Linked DNA regions of Homo sapiens: region 1 is linked to region 2. A link is an interaction called in ENCODE POLR2A ChIA-PET data of the cell type or tissue named here. Cell type or tissue: PC-9. All regions are shown on one strand. Each heading gives the region's core, and the rest is flanking DNA. Links, peaks and the distances in the headings are about the cores only.

The links. Peaks named below come from ENCODE experiments on the same cell type or tissue, not always from the same donor. Only the 100,000 strongest peaks of a DNase experiment are listed, where the experiment ranks them.
Region 1: POLR2A ChIA-PET joins it to region 2 with 6 read pairs; 2 of 35 experiments call an interaction of 5 or more read pairs at or near these places.

Annotation. Positions count from the first base shown.
Region 1 is chr10:80,431,204-80,435,593 of GRCh38, forward strand. PRXL2A (peroxiredoxin like 2A) reads left to right here. Exons shown (of 6, transcript NM_032333.5): 6 at 783-4,390. The coding sequence ends at 896. Among named protein-coding and RNA genes, the nearest start is that of TSPAN14, 21 kb to the right of the region's middle. In PC-9, for the core only: no CTCF peak of the experiment used is centred there; no DNase peak of the experiment used is centred there.
Region 2 is chr10:79,486,365-79,490,754 of GRCh38, forward strand. No RefSeq gene overlaps it. Among named protein-coding and RNA genes, the nearest start is that of EIF5AL1, 24 kb to the right of the region's middle. RefSeq lists an enhancer at 4,092-4,151. In PC-9, for the core only: CTCF peaks have their summits at 1,413 (motif pointing left) and 1,614; a DNase peak (open chromatin) is centred at 2,157; H3K27ac peaks cover 517 bases.

The DNA of each region.
Region 1 (4,390 bases), core at 225-4,224, 940 kb after region 2:
TATTTTTAATGTCTGTATTATGGTTTACTGAGCAAGTAAATATAATTTTCTGATCTGCTTGCCCATAATCTCTGCAGTGTGGTGGGCCTTTTTTTTTTTTTTAAGTCTTTATAAATAATGACACAGTGTATTTACAGATTTTCTTTTTAAGATGAGTTTCCAGATGTAATGAATCAAAGAACTCTAACAAGGATTCCTTGATGCTGATCTCAAACATGTTATTTTGTCTTTTTTTTACTACCTCCAACTTTAGATAACTTTGGGGTATCTTGTGTCTTAGTGCATTTTTTTTCACTGTATGAGAAGAAAGTGGCTTCCAGTTTCTTAGAAGACTAAAGAAAAATGAGGGTCTCTCTTTTAGATGGTCATTCAGTGCCTTCCAAAGTCTAACCTCTGAGCTCCACTTCCACACCTTTGGGCCTTTCTGTGTTAGCTTCATTTTTTTCTCTTCACCTGGTATGTTCTTTTACCTGCATCTCTACTTGTAGACATCCTGGTTACCCTCCGTGCCTCTGTGAGGCCTTCCCTGATTGCCCTTGTCATGCTTTATCACTTCTGACTTCCTGCTTCTAGAGCTGCTGGTACAGGCCAGATGGATGTGGCCTTCTCCGGTCTATCTTCCCTCAAAGACTGAACTCCTTGAGGGCAGGAGCCAGGCCATATTTGGATCTGTGTCCTTTGCTATTCAAGCAAAAGGCTTGACAGACAGCTGGTCCTCGATGCCTGTCTCATGAACGAACGATTTAGGATGAGGACTGACATTATCTCTTGTTTCCTTTTAGGGCATTCTTCTTGAGCACCGAGAAAAAGAATTTGGAGACAAAGTAAACCTACTTTCTGTTCTGGAAGCTGCTAAGATGATCAAACCACAGACTTTGGCCTCAGAGAAAAAATGATTGTGTGAAACTGCCCAGCTCAGGGATAACCAGGGACATTCACCTGTGTTCATGGGATGTATTGTTTCCACTCGTGTCCCTAAGGAGTGAGAAACCCATTTATACTCTACTCTCAGTATGGATTATTAATGTATTTTAATATTCTGTTTAGGCCCACTAAGGCAAAATAGCCCCAAAACAAGACTGACAAAAATCTGAAAAACTAATGAGGATTATTAAGCTAAAACCTGGGAAATAGGAGGCTTAAAATTGACTGCCAGGCTGGGTGCAGTGGCTCACACCTGTAATCCCAGCACTTTGGGAGGCCAAGGTGAGCAAGTCACTTGAGGTCGGGAGTTCGAGACCAGCCTGAGCAACATGGCGAAACCCCGTCTCTACTAAAAATACAAAAATCACCCGGGTGTGGTGGCAGGCACCTGTAGTCCCAGCTACCCGGGAGGCTGAGGCAGGAGAATCACTTGAACCTGGGAGGTGGAGGTTGCGGTGAGCTGAGATCACACCACTGTATTCCAGCCTGGGTGACTGAGACTCTAACTAAAAAAAAAAAAAAAAAAAAATTGATTGCTGTGCCTCATTACAAATGCATATGATGTTTGAGTGCTGTTGTTTGAAATTATTTTTCTTTTCGGGTCTTCAAAAATTCAAGAAAAGTTGATGATTGACTTGAAGATTACAAAATTTAAGGTTTTTTGGCATGTGTGTTTTCTATTAATAATTGGTTATATGATGTCAAAGTAATACTTTCATAATAGAATTGACATGCTCTGGGATAGTTTGACAAAGGTAAATTATAAAGTGAAATCTCTTGTTTCATTATCTTCCATTCTAACCTCAGAGATCTGTTTCTCTAGAAAAAATGTCCATCTCTGGCTTTAATAAAATTATGCATCAGAAATCACCTGTATGTATAAGATTTTCTGATAAAACTAATAATTATATTTACCATATAATTGGCTGAAAGTAAAAAAAGTCAGCATTCTCCATGGCTGAGGGGTAAAGTGCCTCGGGGGATTCCTCTGGTTCTAGCTATCTAAGTGGTTTGAAAATGACCAGGAAAAATTCATCCTGTCATTCACGTTAGTAATTTTGCTGTCTTTCCTAGAGGAATGACTTTGGTGTTTAAAATTGGTAGCTGTTTTTCTATTGGTCTTTTAGCCTAATTTGGCAAATCAGAAGAAAGGACATAGAGATGATGAAATATAACTTTATCTTTTTTGTTTGAATTTTGTCGTGTAAGTTTGAGTGACATCATCAAGACCTACCAGGGAGCTCGGCCACAGGGAGTCTACTCAAGGCATCAAACTGGCCCAGGAGTAGAAAGGTGGGGGTGGAAATAGGAAATAGTGTTTACCCAGGGGACTGGCCCAGCCAGGAGGAGAAAGGAATCAGTGTTTACCCAGGAAAGCAAGAATGGATACTGATGTTGGAGGTAAAGCTGGGAAAGTAGGAGAGCATCGGGATTGAGTATGCAGAGTGAGTTAGGGTTGAGTGGTTCGGGACTAAGACCCACTAAGACCATGCCTGCACCTGACTTCATGTAGCAGTGGTTGCATGGGGTATGCATGGGCCCTTAAAGGGCTGGGCTTCTGCAGCATTTGAGGCCATAGCCTTTGGTACTTGCACAGGGTTGGTACCTGTCATCCTTGGGACTCCAGCTACTGATAGGATAACTCAGTACCTAAACTTAGAACTTTAATACCTAAGACACTTGATGGTGAAACAGTTCTCTTGCAACTAAAGAAGAACCTGAGGTCAGGTGTGGTGGCTCACGCCTGTAATCCTAGCACTTTGGGAAGTCGAGGTAGAAGGATCACTTGAGGTCAGGAGTTCGAGACCAGCCTGGCCAGCATGGTGAAACCCCATCTCTACTAAAAATACAAAATATTAGACAGACGGGGTGGTACATGCCTGTAATCCCAGCTACTTGGGAGGCTGAGGCAGGAGAATCGCTTGAACCCAGGAGGCAGAGGTTGCAGTGAGCCGAGATCGTGCCACTGCACTCCAGCTTGGGCAACAAGAGCGAAACTCCATATCAAAAAAAAAAACCTGAGAGGACATTGCACCAATGGAGATGCATCAAGAGAAACATGTTTGGTTTTTTGTGAGCTCTCACCAACTTTTTTCCCCTGGGTCCTCACGTGCAGTGTGGTCTTCTCTTTCTGATTAGCATGTCATTTTGGAAAGAGCACTGGATTGAGTCATGAGGCATAATCAATTTCTAGTTTACCAGTGTGATCTTAAGCAAAGATCTAACTCATTGGCAAAATGGGCGTGATTCCTTCCCATTCAGGGCTGTTTATGATAAGTCACTGAGGGAATGATAAATATTATGACACTGCTTCTCAGACTGTAATGTACATGCACATCACATAAGGACCTTATTAAAATGGAGACTTAAAAAGCTGGACGCTAAAGGCAATAATGACAGATTTTACTCAATAACTACTGCAGAAGGAGAGAGTCCTCAGTATAGAACTGAGCTTAGCTCCAATCTGTGCAGAGGTGATGGAATTTTAAAGAGGGGAGGGAGGAGGTTCAAATAGAACTAGGGAAGTGCAAAATTACAAAAAGCTGGTAAGGAGATTGGTCAATGTGATTCGGCTATCTGTGTCTACTAACTCTCAAATTTATTTATCAAAGTTAGGATCCTAGCCTCCCACAGAGACCAGGAGTCGGCCTTATCATTCCTGATAATTATATGACAAAGGGATGGCTCCCAGAAAAAGTGAGAAACACATTCCTGTGCAGCAGAAGATACATATATCCCCCAAAGGGACAGAAAGGATTTACAATTGTAAATTTTATAAAGTATGTCCTCTAAGAAGAGGGAGGGACTGGGTGCCATGGCTCATGCCTATAATCCCAGCACTTTGGGTGGCCAAGGTGGGTGCATCACCTGAGGTCAGGAGTTCAAGAGCAGCCTGGCCAACATGGTGAAACCCTGTCTCTACTAAAAATACAAAAGTTAGCCTGTTGTGGTGGCGCGCACCTGTAATCCCAGCTACTCGGGTGGCTGAGGCAGGAGAATCGCTTGAACCCAGGAGGCGGAGGGTGCAGTGAGCCGGGATCACGCCACTGCACTTCAGCCTGGGTGACAGAGTGTGACTCCATCTCAAGAAAAACGAGGGAGATTAGAAACCTATGATCAGGCATTGGCTGAAACAAATGGTAAATTCTTTTGGCAGCCTTGAGCTTCCCCAGGCAGGGACCCAAAGGGGCCTGGGTTATCCCTGAGACAGGGCCTTGAGCTGCTAGAAACTATGCTAGTGTTTGTTCAAGTCTCTCCGTGTCCGGGGTGAGCAAAATTGTTTGTGCTGAAAATCAATGATTTGCAGCTCTCAAGATTCCAGTGGGCAGTCTGGGTGGGCCTGAGTTTCTGCTTTTTTTTTTTCTTTATGTACAGGGTCTTGCTCTGTCACCTAGGCTAGAGTGTAATTAGTGGCCCCAGTCATGGCTCACTGCAGCTGCAAACTGGCTGCAAGCTGTTCTGGCTC
Region 2 (4,390 bases), core at 69-4,068:
CTCTTGTTTGGCCTTCCATGTGGGCAGGGGATGCAGTTTGCTTACAGGTCCTTGAAATGCAAATATTTAGGAACCACTGAGCTAAATGGATGGAGAATGGAAATCCAGGTGGTTCTTGACTTTAGCTGCAATGACTTTTGTTTTGAGATAGGGTCTCACTCTGTCACCCAGGCTGAAGTGCAGTGGCCCAATTGTAGCTCATGCAGGCTCAAACTTTTGGGCTCAAGTGATTCTCCAGCCTCAGCCTCCTAAAGTACTGGGATTACAGACATGAGCCCCTGTGCCTGGCCTGCAATGACTTTTTGTCCCCTCTGAGTATGCGCTGTGGAGGTCAGCTTAGGGCGGTACTGAGTGAGTGAGTGGTCTGCATTAGCGAGTGTTGATGAATGAGATGGTGACCTGGGAGGAGACCAGGGCTGACTGCTGGGGCTCAGCCTATGGAACAGGTGGGAATTGGAATTGGAATTCCTCTCTTGGAGATATTGTCCAGGAGAGCCTGTGGCTTTGCTTCTCTTTGAGAACAAAGGAAGGAAAGGGGTTTTGTTACATTAAGATGGCTGGAACTGGAGCATCCAGTGAGTGTCTAAAAATGACATAGAAGGGAGGGTTATTTGAGGCTGGAACCCCAAGAAGCCTCAGGCCAGGTGTGCTACAGAAATCTGGGAAGCCTTCCTGTGGGAGGGAGGGGATGGAATAGAAGTGGCAAAGTGCATGGTGTTTGGGGGGACTGTGGAGGGAACCATCAGGTCAGGCCTGAGGTGGTTAGGGTAGCCTTTTGTGTATGGTGTGATGTAAGCAGCTGTTAAACAGTGGGAAAGGGGGTTCCCTGTCAAATAATTTGGGGAAATGCTAGGTTTAACAAAGTCATACAGGTTTCTTTACCACAGGGCTTGTACATGGTAGTGTGACCAGTGAATCTCCAGGAATCAAATATATGTTTCCTCAAATTACAGACCCTTTCCCTGGAAACTGCCATGGACAGTAGGAGAGAAAAGGGTGGAGGGGTTTGAGGGGCTGAGATCATGGCGAGTCTTGATCCAGAGGCCTCACTCCATCCTGTGTGTGAGAGAAACACGGATAGAGAATTAAACATGCAGAGTCCTGGGGCCCATCCCTAACAGGAGGTCTGAAGCCTGGCCCAGGAATCTATGTGCTTAACAAACTGATTCCCATGCCAGGGCTCCAGGAACCACACTTTGAGAAATGATGAGTGCAGATGAGACAACTCCAATGAACACAAGTCCTGGAAGCCACAGCATTGGACGGCACTTAAGGATTTAAGCCTCCATGAGGATGGAGGGCTGAGAGCTAAGAGCCTAGATCTCCCGCCCCGCTAAGGGATTTGGGTGGGGAGAGCTGAGCCGCCCATGGTCTGGCTGTGCAGGTGACCACAGCGAAGCCACTTGCCTTCCCCCTGGTGTCTGAAGTGAGATACTGCAGATCAGGGCTTGCAGACCTCCCAGAGCAGGTTGGCTGGCAGCTGCCCTCAGAGATGTAAGAGGACAAGGCCCAGCTCAACCCCGCCTCTTCCAGAAAGCCTCTCTCCCCTGGCTCCTCTGTGCTCCTTCAACACCCGTTTCTGAAACACACCACCTCACTTTGCCACACCTCCTCCTGATGTTTCTAAAATGGTTATTTTAGATCTTATGGGAAGGATAGGGGCACTGATAGCTTTATCTCTGAAAGTGGGGAGCCCAGGGACACTGTCTATAGCTGAAAATAGAAGTATCCTACTTAGACTTACAAAGATAACAACCAAGGAGCAAATGCCAGCCATCTAACTGGATGGGGGGGAAGGGGGAGAGGAGATCCCCCATCTGATACGGCCAAATATCTGTAAAACAGATAAATCAAGAGAGCAGAAAGACATCATACTGTATGGCTCCATTTATACGACATTGTGGAGAAGGCAAAATCAGACCCATGGCTGTCAGGGAAGATTTGGGGATGAGCTGAAGAAGGAAATGGCTTTGCAGTCCGGCTGGGAGACAGGACGGGGAGGAAACCTACTGGGGAGCAGGGTGGGTTAGGGAAAGTAACCTACCCCAGCAGACCATGCGACACTAGTGGGAAAAGATCTGCCTGCTTGGCCCAGTGCACAGAGCTTTCCCAACCCTGTCCTGGTTGCTGACTAATGTCTTAGGGATGTGAGAGGCCGGGGGAGGGATGTGGCCAAGGATTCTGGGAGGGGCGGTTACAAGATCTTGGGTAGGAATGAGAACAACAGCAAGAGCAACTGACTTGATCAGAGCTTCCCAACCTATGGGCTTATTTAATCCTCACAATGATTCTATGGACTTCTTATTATCCCTACATGGCAGAGGAGGAGACTGGAGCCCAGTGATATTAGGTAATCTGCACAAAGTAACACAACCAATAAGAGAGAGAGGGTTTTGGACACAGGCACCTTTGGCTTCAGCACCCTTGCCTTTAATGGCCACTGCTCTGTATGGTACGAAGTCCGTGAAGCCAGTGATGGTGGAGAATCTTCTATGACATTCGTGCAATGCAATGCACCTATCCCACCATAGCTTACCCACTTCTGTTGATAGGTACTCACTATTTTCCTGGGAAGGCCATGCTTAAATGGACTCAAAGTCAACTTCCTTATGCATTCATCCACAGCCCCAGTTACCCTTTTAATCCTTGAGGTAGTCACGAGTGCTGCCAGTCAATCATTCCTATCTGCACATGGGCTCTAGGTGTGATTGCACTTCCTGGCCCCATGAAGTTACGTGTTGCCATGTGACTTCCTTTGGCCAGTGAAATGTGAGCAGAAGCCTAAATAGCCAGTGTGTGGCTTACCTCTTTCCTATGCCATTGCTGCAGTGTCTTGGGGAGCTCATGCCTACATGAAGCCTGACTTGCCCTGAATCCCCGAGCAACTAGGATGAGGAGAGCTCCATGCTGACCTGTGTTGAACATGTAATGTGAGCAAGAAATAAACCTTGGCTGTGTGAGCCACTGAGATTTGGGGATTGTTTATTATTATAGCAAAACCTAACCAATCCTGGCTCAATCTGTTCCCAGAGAACAAGTGTCCACTCAGGGTCAACAACAGTCCAGCCTCTTCTAAGTCTTCTCTAACCTGGATAGCCCCCAGTTTTTCCAGCTGAGCCTTCAGTTTGCTGACCTCTCACCTGATCTCTTCTTCCAGACACACTGCAGTGTGGAAAGGGAACACCATCACCCAGGAGCAATTTGTAAAATCTATTATCCCTTCCCCCTTCTCAGTATTCTTTATTTTTACTTTTATTTATTTATCTTTTTTGAGATGGAGTCTTGCTCTGTTGCCCAGGCTGGAGTGCAGCGGCGCGATCTCGGCTCACTGAAAGCTCTGCCTCCCAGTTCACGCCATTCTCCTGCCTTAGCCTCTTGAGTAGCTGGGACTACAGGCGCCTGCCACCACGCCCGGCTAATTTTTGTATTTTTAGTAGAGATGGGGTTTCACCGTGTTAGCCAGGATGGTCTTGATCTCCTGACCTTGTGATCTGCCCGCCTTGGTCTCCCAAAGTGCTGGGATTACAGGTGTGAGCCACTGCGCCCAGCCCTTTCTCAGTATTCTTTCTACCTCAGTGATGCAGCCAATGATTGCACTGAGCCTTCAGCAGGCAAACAAGGCTAACCCCATCCCTGGGTTCCGTTCTGGACCTGCCTGGTTCTAATTCTTTGGGCTCTGGATAAAATGAGGCTTCAATATGTAGAGGTAGATTGACCTAGTTCTGGGTTTCCTTCTGTCTTGACACTACTACTAACTTACCGGGTCACTATGGGCAATTTACCTAACCTCTCTGAGCCTGTCTTCTCAAATGAAGGCTAGAAGTAATAAGACCAACTTTGAGATGGCGGTAAGCATCAGGTACAGCACCCAGCACCTCCCTGGTGCCTGGTGGGCCTGTGCAGATGTTATTGCCTTTTATTTTTCCCTCACCCCCATCTCTTTCAGGCTCACAAGATGGAGAAAGGGGAAGGCATTTCTGGAATGAGGCCCCAGTCGGCTCCTGCACCATTGCTCTGTCCCAATCTCTGAGTTTTAGGCCAGCCAGAGGCCCTTCTAGCCCCCCTTCCAGGTCACAGCTGTCTGTTCTCCCTTCCCTTGTCACAGGGGCTGCCCCATGGGGCTGCGAGAGAGGGAGGGGGATTCCAGGCTGCAGATGTCCAGGACTCAGAGAAGTCTGCAGAGCTAATCCTGGGGCTGCTGGCGAGGCCAGGCCAGGGCCTTAGAAGTGGCTTTCAAGAGGTCCTCTCCTGCCTGCCGGCAGCGTGTGGCTCAGCTCGAATTTCCGAGGCCCCCAACTCAGGAACAGCTGCGTGGCTTCCCCTCTCCTCCCTCTGTTCCCTCCTTTCTTCCCCATACATGAGTCAAAGAGACAGCCAGGCAGGGCTAGCC